Regions from separate parts of the Homo sapiens genome. Here region 2 is linked to region 1. A link is a loop called in an ENCODE intact Hi-C map of the cell type or tissue named here. Cell type or tissue: Caco-2. All regions are shown on one strand. Links, peaks and the distances in the headings refer to the core of each region. The heading gives the core; the rest is flanking DNA.

Region 1 (10,662 bases), core at 1,000-8,999:
GTCCTGGTTTCACCACGATGATAACCTTAGGCCAGTTATTTTATCTCTCTGTGCCTCCATTTCCACATTTGTAAAAGCTGAAAATATCCCACTTCACAGGCTTCTCAGGAGAAATAAACAAGTTAATAACATATGTAAATCCTTTAGAACAATGCCTGACAATATAGATATGTTATTATTAACATTATTATTATATGAATTTTTTATGTAGTTGAGAAGTCCACTATTTTGCTAGTTCCTCCTTCAATTCCCTTATCCTCCCACCACCACCACCAGAGGAAAACAGATAACAGTATATGGATCTGGCTTCTGTTTTTGTTTTTGCTTTTTTCTTCAGTTCTCCTCTTGTTACTTCCACCATAACTGGCCCTGGGGAAATTCTTCCTGTGTCGGGATGTCTTAAAGGACCGAGAACCTGGTACCTGTCAAGTGCTTCTTGAGAAGTTCCTAGGGAACGTACATCATAAACTCAAGTTAGCACCAAGCTATTATTAAATTGATAGCCACCTGTCTGAGCATGCTTTATTGGTAACTTTACCTCCGTGGGAAGGTGTAGCGCCCACACTGTACCCTCCTACCTTTCCCATTTTATATAACGGAGTCCGTGCTTTCTCAAGACTCAGGGGTGGGTCTGCTTCCAGCACTGAGGAAAAGTGAGAACTGAATAGGGAGTGGGGCTTTTGGTGTAGTTAAGAGGGAGGTAAAATAACTGTAATTTCATAGCAATTACATGCAGCCAACACTGTCAAAAGTTCCAGTTTTCCATTATAAACCTGAGCCCCTGCTGGGAGCAATTTGCAAGGTAGAAAAAAGCACACAATGAGGTTCTAATGTATGAAAGAAGGCATCGCTGCCTCCCCATCTGAATGCCATAGCAAAACAAACCTCAAGGGAGAAAACAGTGTGTTGAGCTTCGAGAACGCATTTGTTTTCTCCCTTTCTTTTGAAAAAAAAAAAAAAAAAACTCAGTAAGCCCCCATTCCTGGATATTGGTCGGATTGTTTACAGCTTTGTACGAGTCTTCAGTACCCTGGCCCACACAGGCCCTTCCTGTCAGTGGAATGCCCTGCCAGGCCACCTGCGGGGGCCATGGTTTCCAGGGCAGCCAACATCAGAGTCTGGAGCAAATGGGTTATTTCTTCCTCTAAGTATTATGTTGGGGGCCAATAAACCACCCTATGGAAATGAATTCTACAGAGACCAATTCCCCAACCTTTTTTGTTTGTTCATAGGTTTGCTTGAAATTAATTCTTTATGAAATTCAGGGATCTGCAGCCCACTCAGAAGTGCAGTAAAGATGGACTTGCTTTTCAGACCTAAAAAAGCCTACTGTTTTGAGGAAGGGAAATGAAATGACAGAAGCACAGAACACCCAATAATAATTCTGTTATTTTTACATATGTTCCTGTCTTATCCCCAAGCCCACCTACAGAAGGCCATAAGCTCCTTGGAGGAATTCAATTTTCAATCCCCTGGCTAATTTTCTCCAGTGTCTTGCACATAACTGATAGTCAATATGTATTTGTTGAGTAAAAGTGTAACAAATGAATGGATTATTGACAGTGAAGGCCAAGTACTAGCCAGAACTAAGTGGTGTATTGATTAAAGCCTTGAGCTTCCTGATTAGCCTCCATATAGGGAGATGGGATCAAAGTCTGAGATATTTATATTCATGACATCCAAGGACTGAGGGGTGGGGGAGGGTAAACTACAGAGGAACATATTTTGGCTAGGTAGCCGAAGGAAAGCATTTCTAATTGTTAGAGCAATCCTCAGAATGAACTGCTTTGAGAGATATTAATACAACTGACTGGTCAGTGGAGATATTCAAGCAGAAACTAGATGATTACTTGGGGGTGTAGATGTTGGCATTCCAATATCATTTGTGTCAGACTAAGTGATGTTGCAGGTCTATTTTTACCCCAAGGGTTCTATGATTTCATAAAGTTATGATTCTGCATAATCATCAAGTTCAATTCAGCAAGTATTTATTGAGCCCTTACATGCTGCCAGGCATTGCCCTGCGTGGACATTAAGGCAAAAACTAATAATATCAGGCTACCGCCCTTTGAAGTTGCTGGGACATGGTTTTAGTAAGGTCTCCTCAGACCTGCATTTGGGTGTTACAATCTTATGTTCCCCTTGCTAATTGCACCTGCCCACTCAGGACACTGGTTCTCTTCTTTCCAGGCTGGAATCGATGGAGAAAGCATCGGCAACTGTCCTTTCTCTCAGCGCCTCTTCATGATCCTCTGGCTGAAAGGAGTCGTGTTCAATGTCACCACTGTGGATCTGAAAAGGTAACGTACGTTGCATAAATGAGGAGTATGTTTAGCTGCATGAACAGAGAACCTTCCATGAAGGAGGGCAAAAGCCTTCCGTGGCTCCCAGCAGCCCCCTGCTCACACGTCATTGTCCAGAACTGTGTCTCAGGATCCAGTCTTAGCTACAAGAGAGTCTGCAAAGGCAAGTATTTCACTTGGTGCCCAGCACTTCACTGACCCGATTAGCAAGTTACGATTAGCAAAGAAGAAGCAAGGAATGGACAATGGCATTGCAACTAAGTTTCTGGTGCACATATGGGCACAGACATCTAAAAACATAGGATTAGTCATTTCAGTAGTACTAAGGCCATCATCCGTGGGACCCTAGCAGGACTTCAGGTGTGAGAGTCTGAGTCTTCAGAGAGTTGTGATCTAGACCCTTTCCCATGCTATGTTCCCAGCTTTAGAAGTCCTCAGTGTGACAGTTCTAGATTACAGGCTTGGACGAAAAGCAACTACTGTTCTGTTTTTAGAGTGCAGTTTAATGACTTACAAACACCAGGAGCCACACTCTTTTCACTCCTACAGAATGTATTCTGTTTCCTGTCTTCTACCTGTTGTTTAAATGTGGAACAGCTCGAGGCTCACCCCATAAGTGTTCATCTTCTGCCTCTACCTTCATCCCTGGTGAGCTTGGCATATTCTCCTTGTTATCTTTATGTGAATTGTTCTACACCCAGAGCCCTGCTATCATCTAGATAGTTTCACTTGGATGTTCTCTTATCATGTATGTCTAACATTGCATACATCAATTTGTATCCTTTTCCTCTGAGTTGAGCTCTTCTTGAACTCCTTTTTTCTTCTATTTTCTTTTCTTTCTTTTTTTTTTTTTTTTTTTGAGACAGAGTCTCACTCTGTTGCTCAGGCTGGAGTGCAGTGGTACGATCTTAGCTCACTGCAACCTCTGCCTCCTGGGTTTAAGCAATTCTCTGCCTCAGCCTCCCGAGTAGCTGGGATTACAGAAACATGCCACCATGACAGGCTAATTTTTGTATTTTTAGTAGAGACGGGGTTTCACCATCTTGGCCAGGCTGGTCTTGAACTCCTGACCTTGTGATCCACCCACCTCGACCTCCCAAAGTGCTGGGATTACAGACGTGAGCCACTGCTCCTGGTCTTTTTCTTCTATTTTCTAGGCACTAAACACTTCCTGCTCCTTTCTATTGCTGCCTTCATTGTTGATCAGTAGCCAAGTCTAGAGCATTCTCCTATTGCACTCTCTCTTCCTCCAAACTCTCTTTTTCATTCTCAAAGCCTACAACTGGTTCAAGTCTCACCACTGCCACCCTGAGAGTCTCATTGTTCTTCAAACTGGTCTTCATCTTTCCAGGTTCACACATTCTCTTTTTCTCTCTCTCTGACCCATCCTTTATGTGATTCTAAGGTTATTATTCCTAAAATAATGCTTTAATCAGGCCACTTTCATGCACAGGAAACCTTTGATGTTTCCCATTGTCCATGGACTTGATGCATCCGAAGCCCCGATTTGTCTTTTCCTTCATTCTTCCCAACACTCTTTCCCAACACTTCTCACCGTGACCTGTCTACTCTGTCAGGCTGGCCTGCCTTCTGCTGTTCTTCTTCCTTTGAGCCTCCATCCCTTGGCAGAACTGCATCCTCTGTCTAAAACAGGCCCTCTCTTCCTTCTTGTCCCTGGCCCCAGGCTCAGCTTCAGCCCATCCCCTCTGTAAGGCCTACTCATACCCATCCCACCACACTCATACAAGCACACCTGTCAACCCAACCTCCCTCCAGACTCACCCAGCACCTGTTGTCTATGTTGCCTTGTGTCGTGATTTAGTGTTTCATCAAGTTCTGAGGTCTGCACCCCTAATGCTTTACAACTGGTAAATGCTTTCTCATTAAAAAAAAATCACATAATGTATAATCCTGTGAAGGAGGTCTTACTTCTCCGTGTTATTTGAGAAATAACTGAGACAGATATATATGAGACTCGCCCAAGATGCCAACTAGAAATTAGAGGGGCTAAACGCCATCTGCTTGGTTCAAATACTATGCTCTTCATAATACCTCAGTTATGAAGTTTGTTTCATCTTTCAAATGAGACCTTCAATCCCTCAAGGACAGACTGGAATCGTGTTTTAAGTTTGTTTGTATCCTCCATAGAAACTAGTTTTTCACAGGTCCTCAAATACTATCTGTCAAATAAATGAACTTGCATCCACTATGCAATTAATGTCTGTGATAACTAAAGAGAGCAGCAGACTTATGAAAAAGCAGCTTCCTTCAGTGCAGAATTGGAGGTGTTTGGATTACCATGTGTGAGAGAGGACTTGTATGTTTGCTGGAGAAGAGAGTGGGAGAGGGAACCACCCCTGCCCGCGTGCTTCAGATGGTTTGGTTCCTCCTTCACATGATCACACCTGGTCCAGCCAACACCCCTTTGACGTAGACCAGGCATGTAGCACCACTCCATTTTTACAGATAAGGAAACTTTCTTACTGCCCCCTCTACCCATGAACACACACATTAATTTCTAAGAAAACTGATTTATTTTCCTGGCACTACACTTTAGTGACTGAATAATCTTGAACTTTTCAGAGCCTCAGTTTCCTCATCTGTACAATGGAGACAGTGTCTTCTTAATCAATAGGATTATTGTGAGAATTTATCGAGGCAGGCCATGTAAAACATTTGCAATTGGTCCTGTACCTGACTCATAGCAAGAACTCGTTGCATGTTGGTTATTCTTAGAATTATCACTGGGTTCATGGAGCTGGCAATCCAGTAAGGAAAAGAAGACCGATCCTCATTACATAATTCATAAATCATACCTGGCAATACGTCATCCAATGCTAATGATATAGTCTCAACTATAAATACTGAAGCAGGGTCAACAAAGACAGAGGGCTGCAACTCTAGCTAAGCGTCGGTGGCCATAGGCAGTACTTCCCAAGGGCGTCTGACTCCAGTGGCCACAATTCTCCAGAATCCCAGGAAAAAACCCACCACCACCACCATCACCACCACCACACATTCCTGTATCTGTAAGCCACAGAGAGGTGACTGAGAGCACACACGTTGCTGCCTTGTGTCAGCTCTAAAAAACAGGAGCAAATAAAGAATGTCCTTTCATTGTCTAAAATGAGGGACATGCACAAAGTAAATAAAGGGACTAAGTAAATTAGATTTTAAAAATACTTTCCGTCTCAGTTGTCTGAGTTCCAAGTGCCTCAGAATGCAGCTGGAGAGTGTGTGTGTTTGGGGAGGGACATGGGAGTAGCACAGTAATTGAAATTCTTCTCTTCCCCTCCCAAACTGATTACGCCAGGAATTTGTTTCATTACAGACTCCTCTACTCCCACTGTTTACTTTTTTTACAGTTTCTGCGTTTAATGTTTTCCACTCCCGACTCCCACAAGAAATGTGGCATTCTCAGAGAGAGCATTTGGGGTGAATCCCAGCACCGTCTTGGAAGTCGCCACCATTTTCCCTCCTCTTCCCTAAACATTTTTAGTGTAACCCTCCCCTTTCCCATTTTCCCCAATCTGCCAAACCTTCTTCCCCCTCATTTTGCTCCATTCTTGCTCTTGCATTCTGACCAGCTGGCGCAGACACAGAAGCACACTCCTGGATATTAACAGGACCTAGCCGTGTCAAACACAAGGCCACTTTCCTTTCCACTGCACTTGGCCTTCCTGCAGGTAGTCAGTGTGCTCCCCAGTGCACGCCAGAAATGCCACTTAGCACTGCTGTGGGCTAAGTGCAGGAAGTTCAATTAATTGTTCAGTTAATTAATTGTTCATTCATTCAATTGGGACTGCGTTCCAGAATTTCACCCACTTCTCCATCATCTAGGCCTTTCTTTCAGGATAATTTAGGACTCTTGGGTCTCCTCTTTCCCAGGGGGGAGAAATGCACTGTTGCTTTGGTTATCTTGGATTTCTTTAAGTGTCTGACCCAGAAACTAACAGGCACACCAAAGAGCTTTCTGTCTTCTTAGGGAGCAAATTTGCTGCCTATTACATATATATGTATGTGTTACCTAAAAGATCCTACTGGGCCCAGCAAAGTTTGCTATAAGAAGAAATAACTTTCATAAATCAAGTGATCTATTTGAATCCCATCACAAAGCAGAAGTTGCATTTACTTAGAAAATAAATTGTTTTTAACTTAAGATAACATTTAAGTAACCCCATAATTTTTAAAAATAGGCACAATTTCTGACTCCTAGGAGATTTTTGATTTATGTATGTTGAACAGAATTTTTAAAATTTAAAGAAAAATAACTTCTTTCTAGTAAATCTAGTAAATGTTCTCAAAATAAGTCTTATTTTGAGAACAGTAGATGCTTGAATTAAGTTAAAATACTGTGAAAGGTAGACTATGGTGGAGCATGAATACTGTAGCAGTGGAGTTGCCTACTGGTTCTCCCCACATTTAACTGAAAGCCGAAAGCCTTCATAACTGGATTGAAGTTTTTACCAATTTGAGACCAACATTTGATTTCTACTTTTGCAGCTAAAATCACTCATTTTTAAATTTAAAATGTATGAGTTTTTATTGCTGTTGTTGTTTTGAGACCGAGTCTCACTCTGTCCCCCAGACTGGAGGGCAGTGGTGCCATCAACGGCTCACAACTGCCTCGAACTCCTGGGCTCAAGCAATCTTCCTGCTTCAGTCTTCCAAGTAGCTGGGACTGCAAGCACATGCCTCCATGCCCAGCAAATTTTTGTTTGTTTTTTTTTTTTGTAAAGATGGGGGTCTTGCTATGTTGCCCAGGCTGGTCTCGAACTCCTGGGCTCAAGTGATCCTCCCACCTCACCCTCCCAAAGTGGTGGGATTACAGGCATGAGCCACTGTAGCTGAATCAAAAATGCATGCTTTATTCATGTAGCCATTAAAAATATGTATCTACTGAGGGCCTCCTATATGCCAGGCATGGTTCTGGGTCCTTTCCCTCATGGAGCTTGAATCGTAAGGCTTTCTCTCAGGTATCTTCTTACTCACCAGTAGGAGGTTCTTGGTTCAGAATCCTTGGTAATAGCCTACCTGGTGTTTGTGGAGCAATAATCTTAGCAATAAGAAGACTTTTGAAAACATCTTCATTTAATAGTTTTGTTTTCAATCTAATAGTTTGTTTATTTTCCTGGCTACCCAAAGACCATATCAGGGGCTGTTTATAACTCAAAAAGAGTATTCTGTTGAGTGTGACAAAAGGCTGACCAATGTTAGACATTAGTTATTAGATATTAAAATATAAGTTACACACAATAGAAGCATCTAACTTGAACAAATGGCCCAAACTCCCAATTTTTTGTATCTGGAGATATTTATTAGGAGAAAAGTATGATCTAATTCATTAATTTTTAAAGTATGGAATTATGTGTAGCGCATTTTTGTTAGGCAGATTGGTGAAAGAGCTTTTAAAAGCAAAACCCCACCTCTCCCCTGGGTAATTAAAGCTTGGATCTGACTTAGATAGTCACCTGGATTCTCTCCATTTTTTCAATTCTTTCATTTTTTCAACTCCTTCATCTTGACTTGTTCCTCTCTCACTGACTCCACTGGACACACTTCCTGGGTCACACCACATTCTTTCAGAACTTTCTCCAACCTCCCCTGCCCTATACTGCATACCATAAATCTGTTTCACCTGACAGGCATGTTGGATAGCACAGGGCATCTAAGTTACAATCAATCTTAGGTTTCCCAGAACAGGAAGCACCCTGCTGTAAGCCAACACCTGAATCTTGCTCTCTCTACAGAAAGCCAGCTGACCTGCACAACCTAGCCCCCGGCACGCACCCGCCCTTCCTGACCTTCAACGGGGACGTGAAGACAGACGTCAATAAGATCGAGGAGTTCCTGGAGGAGACCTTGACCCCTGAAAAGTAAGGATCTGTTTCTTTCTGGGGCTGTTGAATGGGAAGGGTTCATGCTGGATCTATAAAGTCCTGGTGTTAACTTCGGGCAGATGCATTTCCAAAGGAACCTCACCAGTCCAGAGAACAGGACCCTTTCTTCAAAGAGAGAGCCTAGGACCCCCAAAGGGCTGCCAATCTCAAAACCACTCCACAAAATCCACTCAAGAGTAGATATGGCCTATGAACAAGAGCCAGTCACTCCTACCTACACAGAGTGATTTTAGGAGCCCTAGGATACCAGGCCTCCCTCGCCCCAGTATGTTCCTTCTCTCCAGCTCACTTTGCTTGGAAGACGTTGAAGTGAGGACAAAGTTTCCTTCATTTCAGAACCAGAGCCGAAAGCCTGACAGAATGAAAATAAGTCAGGAAAGGGTAACCCAGTGACTTAAAACAACATCCAGGGTCTTAAACCTGACCAAATCTGGTCTGAGTCCACAATTAAACAGATGAAAAAAATCAACTAAAAGCAGCAGCTCCTCTTCTGCAAACAGGTTCAGGGAGAGTATAGACCGTAGAGCTATAAGTTCTTGTTGGGTGACACATTGCTACTGATGGAAAAGAGCAGTAAAAAGAAGACAGATGGCTTCTAAAATTTACCCAAGCTAGACTTGTTCATTAAAGAATACTATTATCAAGGATTAAAACAATCACAATTTTTGAAAAAACTAGAAAAATAATATTACATATAGAGTGAGGCATGAACTTTATCCTGTAGGGTATTATCCTGTAGTGAGTCCTGTGGGATATTCTGAAAGGGATTAAGCACAGGAGGTGGGGAGTCCGTTTTAAGACCTACTTTAGAGGTTGAGGGAAGTCGGTATCCTAGAGGACCATGAAGCTGGAGATAGAGGAATTAATTCTGGGGAGCCATTGGTGACTGTCCAGGCAGGACGAATGAAGGGCTAAGCCAAGACAGGGCAGGAAAATCGGGGGAGAGGAGTAGGAAGGGTTCAGGACATACTGAGTAAGTAAAGTTAGTGAGATTTGACTACTAAAAACCACCATCCTGCATTTATTTTAAAGTTTTATTTATTCATCAACACTTTTATAGCCTTCATTTTGTGTCAGGCACCATTCACAACACTTAGCTAATATGATTCATTTCATCCTTCTAGCATCCTAGGTACTATCATTATCCTCATTTCACAGTCAGGACAGGGAGAGAGTAAGTCACTTACCCAAGGTTGCACATCTAGTGAATTGCTGTTAAAAAATTAAAACTGCCAGTCATGCTCCAAATAAGCCTTAAACAATCATATATTCTTCCTTAAAAATATTCTTTGTCATCCATATTCAGTCAGCTTATTTGCACACTGAGAGTGAAAAAGCCACCTCAAGCCCATTGGAAGCAGCTGAGTATAGACTCTAAATAAGTGCATTAATTAAATCAATAGGACAGCCCCACATACACACACACATCTCTGAAGAGGACACCAGCCAGCCACTTCACTGGAATTGCCCTGAGGGAGCCCAGACTCCATCCCCCTCCCCGGGACTCAACCTCATTGCTAGCACTGATTTGAAATCCCACATGAAAAAAAATGCTGTTTTCAATAACTAGAGTTTAGACTTTGCCTGGGAGACCCATAGAGGAAAGTTCATGACGCAGTTAACATTTTCCCTCTTAGAAGTAACACTGGCACTCAGGAGTGGGGGCTTCCGTCATGATCATTAGGAAGTGGAAAGTGGAAGCAGTGAGGAGCAGAGGGGCCCATTTGGTCTGTTGCCAGGCAGTGGATGGAGGGGTGAGGGGCTGGGGTACAATCCTAGTCTGCTAGTGATGTGCTGTGACCTCTTGAGCCAGTCCCTTCACCTCTTGAACCAGTCTCTTCTCTGCTCTAGGACTCAGTTCCCTTCTCTGTGACAGGATATCTCCCAGAGCCCTTCTTGCTCTCTGATTCTTCACATGCCCTTTAGCCAGGTTCCCTCACCACTACCACACCACCCCCAGTGCAACTGTGCCTTTCCTGGGCTGCTTCTCTAACTCAGGGGTCTCCAATCTGCAACCACGGTGGGACCACAAGGTGGACAGAGATCACTGGAATTGTATGCCCCATGCGTCCTTGAACATTCTTCCAGAGGCGAGTCATCATCTGACTTCGTCATCATTTCATCAGATTCTAAGTTTCCATGATCCAAATAGAGCTGGGCAGGGCTGGATGTGGACCCTCCCTCCACTCCCTCCTCTCCACCTACCTTCCCTGTCCTGAGCTCTGCTCCCGCTGGTCCAGGTCCTTCTCTGGACTGCAGTTGTGTATAGGAGGTTTTATGAAGTGCATTCCTGCCATGTTAGTGACCTAACAATCCACTACTCTCAGGTAGCAGAACGCTTGATGCTGTTAAAATGCATATCTCCAGAAGCCTACCAAGGTGGGGGCGCCAAGGGTGAGGCCATCAAGTATTCCAGAGCATCCCAGGATTATACCTTAGATGCCTTTGCACCCATCAGA
Region 2 (10,662 bases), core at 1,297-9,296, 72 kb after region 1:
TTTTTTAAAAATATTTTTAATAACGATCTTCTGTTGACATTATGGGCATAACATGACTAAAATATTTAGGGGAGGTATTTAGTATGGGCTGCTATAATAAGGTACCATCGACTGGGCAGCTTATAAACAATAGAAATTTATTTCTCACAGTTCTGGAAGCTGGAAGTTCAAGATGAGGGTGCCAGTATGGCTGGGTTCCGGTGATAACCTCTTCCAGGTAGTGGAAGGCTGACTTCTCATTGTATCCACACATGGTAGAAACAGGGCGAGAGAGCTCTGTGAGATCGCTTTTGAAAGGGTCCTAATCTCATTCAGGAGAGCTCCTCCTCTCAAAGGCCCCACTTCCTAATACCATCACATTGGACTTTGGATTTCAACATATGAGTTTGGGGCACATAAACATTCAGTCAATTGCAGGAGGGTAATTTTTGGATTAGGTAGTGGGCGGTGGTAGGGTGGGGAGTCTCTCAATTAGATCTCTCAACTGAATTGTCTTTTTTTTTTTGGCCCTTGATGAAAAAGTTGTGATTTTTTAAAAAACCTATTTCCTGAAGCATACAGCAAGTGTTATGTACTCTTGACAGTTTACCACATTTTGTTCAGTTACAAATCATTATTAACCTCCGGACAGATGAAGGAGTTGGGGGTACCAGACCCCCAATATCCCCTCTCTCCCCAAAATTTTGTTGTCATTGTTTAGCCTTTAATCCAGTTCCCCACATGGGAGGCCACATGGTCTTCCTCAGTTATTGGGCATCGGTATCCACACGTAATAGAAAAAGTAGTCTACCTGCCATGACCAGTAACTGCCCAATCTCAGTGCTTCACCAAATAGATTAATTTCTCACTCAGGACACAGCCCAGCTTCCATGACTGAATTCTGAGGGTCTCATGGCTACTGCTGCATTCTCCTTTGCCACAGACTCCATTTCGCAGCCTTCCTTGCACTAGGGTGGCCATGTGACCCAGTTCCAGCCAATGAGAGAGGTGAGGCTGCGGGGGCTGCCCAGGAGAATTGTCTTTCCTGATCAGCGGAAAGTACATATTCCGCTGCCCCCTTCTTCCAAGTCCTGCTAGGGATGCTGGTGTCAGCATGCAGTACTTTTTCCCTAGACAATTTCAATAACTCCAAACTGTCTCCTGCATCTGGTTTCTCCTCTCCCACTCTTGTGTCTACATTCCTGCCAATCATCTTATAAAAACACCTGTAAACAAGGCTGGTTTCTCCTACCTGTGGGACACTTTTAGATGCCTATGCTTAAGGATAAGGCATACCATCCATGAGAAGTATGCCCAGTTCTATGGCTGCCTTCTCAGTGTGAGGCAGCAAACAGAGGATGGGAAGCCAACATGTTGAAGAGTAGCCAAGTAGAGGGATGGAAGGAGCCCAGGCCCCTGGAGGCATCACTGAGCTTCTGAACCAGTCCCAGACCCTCTCATTATGTACCTCCAGACTCCTTATTATGGAAGATAATTAAATCTCTTATTATTGTTGTTACTTGCTGAAATAAACCCTTCATGGTCTGGTCCCAACCTGACTCGTCAGCCTCAGTTTCCTCTCTTCATCACAATATATCTTGCCTGCCAGCCACTACAAGCTACTTCAACAGTCTCATGCTTCTTTATCTTTATTCATGCTCCTCTCACTGCCTAGAATGCTCTCCTTCTGCTTCTGTTTCAGGCACATATATATTTATACCCCTGCTTCAAAGTTCTGATGGTTCTTCCTACAAGAAGCCTCCATGGATTTCCTCCAGGCATGTTTAGTCCCCTTGTGGCACTGTGTTTCTACCTGTGTGACAGGCCAGGTACACACTTTACTGTGGCTATTTGTTTACACCCTGGTCTTCTCCATAATTAGAAGCCACTTGAGGTCAGGGGCAGTGTTTTGCTTTTTTCTGAGGGCCCAGCAACCAGCACAGTACACTATAGGTTCTTAGTAAATGTGCCTTGATTGAACAATAGATAAAGCCTTTCTCCTCAGTGATGACACTGCCTCCCCATGCCAGGAGCCCATCACTCTGTGAGCACAGCTCAAGCCCTTCTCTTAGCCTTTCATCCTCCCATGCTCTACTTCCACCTTGTCTAACGAATTCCTAGAATGTTAGAGTTGGAAAAGACTTTAGAGTTTTCCTAAGGTTTATTATCGGAATGGCTAGTGAGTAAAATGAAGGATTCCAGGAATAAATATATTTGGGAAACACTAAATTAAATAAAATTTAAACAAGCCCTTCACCTCAGAACCCATTGTATGCTAACAAGTGGTGGGAATCTCTGATAAAAGGCAAATGGCAGGTAATGTTTCTCAATGCTCCACCCCACCCCCACTGTGGAACTCGTTCCTGTGGAATATGTTGTAAGACACTGATCTGAAACAAGCCCTTTGTTCTACAGGTAAGAATTTACTTTCTTGAATCCCAGAGCCAAGCTGGTAATGGGGCCGCCTGCCCACCAGCTCGGAATCTCCATCCCACTCTGTGGCTCCATCTTGATCTGCTCCACCACTTTCTGGCCACACCACTAATTTAGCACTTTGCATGGTTGGTCATGTATGCACTTATGTCTAGAGCTAAATTATAACTTTCTAAAAGGGAGGGGTCTTTTCAATACTCTTCTAGTCTTCTCACTGTGCATAGTCAGGCATGTGGTCAATGATATACTCTGACTGAAGAATGAACAGTACATGAATGAATGAGGGAGTTAAACATTTACCACATTATTTTGGAAAGTAATCACATCTCTTCAGAGACTAGAACAGATATACCATTAATTTTTGTATCACTAAAGAGGAAAATGTTTTCCATCACCTCACCACAGTATTTCTTATCATCAATTATAAGGAGCATTCTAATTTTAAGGGTGATAAAACAAAAACACATGCGTATCTTACTATTAATGAGTTACAGTAAAGAAATGTACTCAAAGCAAAACTCAGTTCCACAGATCTTCTCATTCCACTGGGAACTCATTTCAAAATTGTCCAAAGCCTCAGAGTGGGAAAAGAGTGGGAAGGAGGAAAGGCTTGGAGTCACAGGGTTAAAGAAGAACAGCTAAGGAAGTTCTGCCAAGGGCCACAGTTGTGAGTGCCTTGAGGTTTTCAAGGGTGGTGGCCATTGCCATTGGGCAGCCTCCAGCTGAAACCCAACAGGCAGGGCACACAAATGACATCAATTAATCTGAGATTGGTAATGACATGTTTGTTTTGGATTGAAGGAATGCTATTGTGGCTTCTATGCAGTGATTGGGTTGCTGTGGATGAAGGGTGGGGAGATGTGTATCCTGGACACAGTCATTCCATGGCCCTTGGGAGCCATCCAAGATGGTTCCAGGGTGTTTTTGGTAATTGGGAGTCTCTGGTAAAAGCATTTTCTCCAGGAACTTCAAAGAAAAGTCGCAAGTGTGCATTTTGATCCTGTGAGGCTAACACTCACCTGTGGATGGCCATGGGGCATTTCCAATGAGCCCTGCCTGGCTTGTTGGAAGGAACTATAATGCTCTAGAGTTGATTCACATCACTTTTTTTTTTTTTTAAAGGAAGTCTTCTTTCTCTGACTATGTAAACACTGGGGCTAAGGGGAAGTCATTTCCCCATTTCCAGAATACAGTCCAAGTTCACGAGTTCGACATTTCAAACCAGACCCATGCCCTTGGTGGTCAGGTTGGTTTTCCTTTGGCCAAACACAACCTTCTGCACTTGAAGAGGGCAGCCTGGGGTGGAAGGACACTTACAGGGCTTATTTAAAAGGGCACCAAAGTCTTCTGGGAGAGAAAATAGCTCTTTCCAGAGAGATTTTCATGATTAAGTGCAAATGAATCTGAAACACATGGATCAAATTTCCCTAAAATTACACACAGTTTTAAAAATTAAAGGGGTAAAGGGAAAGGTATTTCTGGTAACCCCAAAACATATGAAGAGACACACTTAATGCAAACAAAAATAAACCAAACAATGGTGTCTGGAGCCTTCTATTGGTACAGAACCCAGCTGAGCTTTGTCCTTTCTTGGCTAGTAAGGCTGAGGCCCTCCCCACTCATCACCTAACGGGGAGAATCTGCCGCCGGAAGGCCTTCTTCAGCTGAGATGCACTGCAATTTTTAAGAAGGAGGCAGGGCAGCCAGGGAGAAAAGCCCATTTTCTGTCAGTTAAGCCTCTCCATTAGTTACCTTTACCTTTATGAATGCTGTTAAGATTTGGGCTTTAACATACATAACTTGAAATCAGTAATATCCTTCATGCTTGCATGATTTGTTGGCTCCATATGTAACCTCTTGGCCCATTAAATTGGCTCCAACTCAAATCCTGTTGTTTCTTTACTTTCAGCTTTCTTTTTGTTGAAAAAAAGGGGGCATGGAGTAGAGGAAGAAGCAAGCAGAAGAAATGGGGAGAAGCTAGAGAAAGAAGAAAAAAATGGGATTCTTTCTACTGAAATTTCTAAATGTGGAACTCATTGTCTGTACTGGCTTTGAGGCAGAAAAAAAAACCTAAGAGTTTAAATATTTGTTGAAGTCTGGATTTCTCCCTGCACCCGTCCCCCCATTCCCTCTAGTAAAATTAAAGCTGAAGCTAGCAGTTCATGTCTAGCTCTTGAAATGTCACCGGCAACACTGCTATTATTCTGATTTTCTGGGCAACGCCCGTCGGTTCCCTGCTGCAGTTCAATTAAACTAACTCTGCCTCTCTCAGATCTGGCCTGACAGCTGCATTGAATTTGGGTTCATTGGGTGATTTATCGGGCTGGGTGATGTACAGCCACATGATTTAGGAGTGCAAAAAAACTCTGGAATGCACCAAAAAAGCAATATATGCATTATTATTAATAATAATAATAAAGATAAATGTCAGCCCCAAGTGACTCTGGTGGCCCTCGCCACTCCATTTAACATTTTAACGGTGGCATATGGCCCCTGCATGGCACTTGGTTCTGTCTGGTGCCTTCAAGGAGGCTAAGAAAAGGTTATTTGTCAAATGCTGGGTCAGAGTAAAGGGGGGATATTTTCAAAGCTCTGGGTCAGACCAGCCCAGCTGCATTCCTGTCCCTGTCATTGAACAAGCTGAACTTTGTCACATTATTAAGCTGTCAGCAACGCCAGGGCGTTGTTTAGATTTCTGGTGGGAACTCCTCACACATGCTCTGGGGCTCCATGGGGATTTTATCAACACCATTGTAAAACATGCACAAATGAGCTGTGCTGCAATTTCCCTGGGAAGACCAGCTCATTCGGCCTCATCAGGCAGGAATGGAAATACCAGAGCCAGGCTCTTTCTTGTGCCACCCACAGGCAGCCTCCCTGGTGCCCTCTGCAAACACCCACCACACAGCAGGTCCCTTGCTCTTCACGCGACTTCTCCCTGGGTGTTGATGGCTGAGAGCTCTGCCTTGGCCCTAGCCAGATTGGAAGCTGAGCGTCTTGGAGTTCAGATTCATGTGGAGCTGATGTGGCCCAATGAGACTGTGGTTGAAGTCCAACTTTAGCCCCTCAGCTTCTCTGTTTATCCCTCTTTCCCCCCTCAGTTCAGTTTGTCCCTCACCCCTGAGATCCAAATGTTCTCATATTGTTAGTCTTCCAGTCTGGGAGCTGGGAAAGCTTCAGATACAAATTAGAAAAGTTGAATCCTCAAGAATTTTCGGGTGCACCTTCTCCGTAAGGAAGGTCTGCAATCAAAGGAAACTGAAAGCGAAAGCCATGCTTCAAATTTTAGCTATCAACAAGACTCCAGGGAAGGGACTCAAGACTGGGGGCCATCCAGCAGCTTTCAAATCATGCCACTGCTGTCAGTACACACTTTACCTTTGCATGGAACTTCCTGAGTGTGGGGAAAAGGGCATGGGCAAAACATGAGTTCTGATGGTAACAGGGATGCCTGCCATATAGCTCCAGGACCTTCAGGTCTAGCACAGCAGCATTCCCACCATGGACAGCCCGTACCTGAAGGGAAGAAGCAGGCTTCAGGACAGCCTGGGAACACTTGGAATCTGTTCAAACATCAGGCTAGCTCTGAGCACCATGAGGGAAAAACCAACTCTGTCCCCTACTGGCTGTGTGACTTTGGGCCACAAACATCTGTGCAATGGATATATAACAGTAGCATGTGGTTTGTAGGCTGAAATGAAGACCAATCAAGATAATGCGAATAATAATGCTATGTATACTCCTAAACCTAGTAAGCAGTCAATAAATTGTAACTATTGTTAGTCCCATCACAAATCAGCTCATCCAGCTGATCTTCTTTTCTCCAACATCACATACGTGAATATGGCAAGGCAGGAAACAACCCCCTCAGACTGGACCACACAGACAATCACTTTCCAAATAAGGACCTATCCTAATCTTGAGACATCTTGGAGGGATACCAGTCATACAAGCATCCTTAGAAACTACTTTTAGGGTCCCCTTCACCCATTAAAAACTTATTAGCGTTAAGAAAACAAATAGATAGATAGATGGATGAATAAATATATGAAATATATGTGTGAATGAATAGGGTGATAGTATGTGTGAAGTACCTGTATTTATATTCTAAATATAATCTATGCATATATGTGTATACATATGGACATATGCACATAGATGACGAATGGCTGAAATATATAGCATGTATTGCGTGTATCTTAATGTGTATATGTTTATCTGTTTACATGTATGAAAACATTTGTATAAAGAGAAATGTCAGATGAATGGAAAATGGACGGATGGATAGAGAGAGGGAGAGAGACCTATCCCAGATGATTGTTGTCATTTGGAGTGTTACAACTCTGACCCTCTCTTTTCTAAAGAAATCAGAATCCAGGCCTGGGCACTCTTTGGCACCCCTAGCTCTTTCTACTTTGGTGTGCTTCTGCTCCAGGTTCTGGTTCTGGCTCTGCCACCAAACCAGCTGTGTGAATTTGAGAAACTCACTCGACCCTCTGGACACAAAGGAAGGTCCATTAATGACTCGGTCCTTCTCTAACTTACATGATTCTTTTTCAACTTGCAAGATCAAAAACAGACCAAAGGAGTCAGAGCCACCATTCAGAATCCACAGGCCACATGGGCTGAAACAACGTAGGCAGTGACACTTACACAAATGAGCAACCCACACCTAAATAGAAACACATGGCCGCTTCCCCTCCCCATTCCAGTGCACACAAACATGTGGGTGGTCTCCACAGGGAAGTTGAAAGGAACACGTACCTGCTCAAAGGATTTTTTTCCACATAAGAAGAGCCCCACATCTTTCTTCAGACCTCCCACTGCCAACAATTTGGTCCATCACCCTGCAAAGAACTCCTCAGTGAGGGGAAACTTCGCCTAACAAGGCCTCTTGTTACCACCCCTGGGGAGCTGGCTAACAACCTAATTAAATTGGGTCCATCATGACCTTTGGACAGATGCTCTGGGCACATCAGGTAGAAGCCACAAATCTCTCCTGGGACATGCAAAGCATTAAATTTCCCCTCCTTTAGTATATTTGGTGATAGATATTGTTAGTAACTATCACAGATGCTACCATGTTTATTAACAAGCAAAGCCAGTGAAAACCAAATGGTCACCCTTGATACTGAGCCACCAAGATTCTGAGACAAGTCACCAACATGTCATGGCTCTGAATTGGGATTTAGATTGAGGCGACCCCAGCTACACCCTGGTTCTGCCATCAGAACCACTTCCACTCACTGCACCACCTTCTCAATTACAGAATGAGACTTGCTATCATTGCACTGCCCTGCCTCCTCCTCAAAGGGGCTCTGGTGATTAAGAACAGTAAATTCAAATGAAGTTTTTAATAATACCCATTTCCAAGAGGATTAAATAAAACAATATGCATAAAGTCCTTGATACAGAGGCTGGTGTTCAGTAATAACTCATAATCATTTGCTATTATTATCATTGTCAATGTATCTTATCTTCTAGACGTAGTTAGTGCTGGATGCTGAGCTGGACGCCATAAAATATTATTTCACTGGTTCTCACAACTTGAAGGGGGAGATATTATTTTGCATTTTACAGATGAAGAAACTAAGGTGCAAGAGGATGATTTCTTCCAGATCAGGGCTGGGACTCACACCCATGCTCTCTAACCCCAAAGCTGGTGCTTTTTCATTTCTAACTAGATGAAATAATATGTGTGGAAGTACAATCCTGTTGATAACTCTTATTATTACTATTTCACTAAAGATCCTGGCTTCCTAAGATACTCTCTATTAGTTAGGATGTGTGTGGCTGCATGCAACAGAATGCTCAACTGCCAGTGGCCCAGGTGATAAAGGCATTACATTATTTTACATAAAAACAAGAACAGGCTGAGCTCGGTGGCCCACACCTGTAATCTCAGCACTTTGGGAGGCCAAGGTGGGCGGATCACAAGGTCAAGAGATCTAGACCATCCTAGCCAATATGGTGAAACCCCATCTCTACCAAAAATACAAAAATTAGCCAGGTGTGGTGGCACACACCTGTAGTCCTAGCTACTAAGGAGGCTGAGGCAGGAGAATCTCTTGAACTCAGGAGGCAGAGGTTGCAGTGAGCCAAGATCATGCCACTACACTCCAGCCTGGGCAACACAGCGAGATCCCATCTCAAAACAAACAAACAAACAACAAAACAAAACAAACAAACAAAAACAAGAATAGAAGGAGGTGGTTCTAGGATTGGATAAGTAGCTCTATGAATTCAGGTATTTGAGTTAGCATTTCCATGATTCTCTGACCTTCCCCTCATGGCTACAAAATGGCTGTCAAAGGCCTACACATCATGTCTTCACACCACAGCATCCCAAGAAGGAAGGCAGGGGTCAGAAGTGCTTTACCTCAGGCATCTCTGTCTTAGTCCATTTTTGTTGCTATAACAGAATACCTGTGAATGGGTGCTTTACAATGAGTAGAAATTAATTTCTTATAATTCTGTAAACTGGCAAGTCCAAGATCAAGGGGCCAACATCTTGCAGGGCCTTCTTGATGCATTATCTCACAGCGAAAGGCAAGAGGGTGAGAGAGAGAGAAAAAAAGGAGGGGGCTAAACTTGCCTTTTATAACAAACCAAATCTCACCCATGAGGATGGAGACATCATGGCCTAATCACCTTTTACAGGTCCTACCTCTTAATACTGTTATAATGGCAATTAAATTTCAACATGAGTTTTGGAGTCAAACATTCAAGACATGACAATTTCTCTTTTTTTATTATGGACAAAAATCTGTTTTGGAGGCCTCTAGCAGGGCTCTACTTATATCTCACTGGCTGAATTGAGTCACATACTCATCCCTAGGCCAATCACTGGCAAAAGGGAAGAGAGTGCCTCTAATTGAACTTGAACAACCATGAGACAAGAAGAATATTGGAGTTCTTCTTAGCAAGGAGGAAGGGGAAAAGGCTATTGGATAGTCAACAATTCCTCTACATGGCATTCAAGCCCCCACTCCTCTGCCACCTCATAGCCCACTCCCCTCTGCAGCCCCACCCTCCACTGCTCACCAGATGGACCACACTCTGGCCAGCCAGTCTCCTCATCACTTGACCCATGTGTCACACTCAGGCTCCCTTCCATGTCCTCCTTTTGGTATTCCCTCTGTTTATAGTATCTTTCTCTTTATGCCTTTTGCCAATGACAATTCTACTCCACAATAAAGCTCAATCACAACTCGTCTTCCCAGATAAGTGCAGTCCACACTGATACCACTTTTTATAAACTCAGGAACACTCATAGTTTGAAGTAGAGATGGTCTAGCACTGTAGCTAAAAGCATGGACTCTAGAGCCACCCTGCTGGTATTTGAGTCCTGTGTATATTACTACATGTGTGACCTTGAAAAAGTCACTTGGTCTTTCGGGGCCTCTGTTTCCTCATTTGTAAAGCAGAATTAACTATGGCACCCACCTCATAGGATTGTTGTAAGGGCCAAAGGGGTTAATATAAAATAACTTTTGAGTGGTGTCTGACGACTGTCTGTGAATTCTCTTTTTACTGGTAAACTATCCCTTTCCCTATTTAGCTTCCAGGACTAAAAGAGAATATCAAGATTACTCAATTTTTATGGCACTTATACAATTGAGGTCTACAGAGGTTAATTTTTCTGACTTTTCCAATGTCATAAGCATGCAATGACATCCTGTTTGCGGATCATTGAAATATAGACACTTGGTGCTCTTGGGAAAACCTCTGGACCAGGGTGTGTGAAAGCCTGGGACTTCACTACCACCATCAGCAACCCCTGGCAACTTATTAAAAATGATCTTTCATGGTCCTTATTTTAGATCCTCTGAATTAAGTGGTAAGGCTCAAATCTGATATTTGAACAAACTTCTCAGATGATTGGTGAAGCAAAGATCGGTACCCACTGCTGGAGCTGGTGGTGGGGTACCCACTGTTGCCATTTCCTTCAGACATAAGGCTCATGTAGAGAATCCCTAGGACAGGGAGAAGGACATCTCTAAGGACCAAAGCAGACCTCTGTGGAGACATGAAAGTAGGCTTAGACAGGGGGCACAGGGTAAAGGGTTCTCTTGGCAGTAGCTCAGTCACCATCAGAGTTCTTTAGGATTCTAGAGACTGGGCAGTTTGGCCAATGCTATGAATTTCCTTGAAGGATCATGTTGAGGAATGAGACAAGATGGAAATGTGCCACTCTCTCAAGACCCAGCCTATCATTCGACTCAATTTTGGTCATTTTCCCCAGAGCTA

The links. A loop is a pair of places that touch in the nucleus more often than their neighbours do. Peaks named below come from ENCODE experiments on the same cell type or tissue, not always from the same donor. Only the 100,000 strongest peaks of a DNase experiment are listed, where the experiment ranks them.
Region 2: it touches region 1 in a loop (12-fold over the local background); 1 of 110 quality-filtered maps calls a loop at or near these places.

Annotation. Positions count from the first base shown.
Region 1 is chr6:45,946,773-45,957,434 of GRCh38, reverse strand. CLIC5 (chloride intracellular channel 5) reads left to right here. Exons shown (of 6, transcript NM_016929.5): 2 at 2,191-2,300; 3 at 8,054-8,179. Among named protein-coding and RNA genes, the nearest start is that of CLIC5, 64 kb to the left of the region's middle. In Caco-2, for the core only: no CTCF peak of the experiment used is centred there; DNase peaks (open chromatin) are centred at 5,364 and 5,724.
Region 2 is chr6:45,874,848-45,885,509 of GRCh38, reverse strand. It overlaps a transcript of CLIC5 not described here. Among named protein-coding and RNA genes, the nearest start is that of CLIC5, 140 kb to the left of the region's middle. RefSeq lists an enhancer at 2,693-5,946. In Caco-2, for the core only: no CTCF peak of the experiment used is centred there; a DNase peak (open chromatin) is centred at 5,089.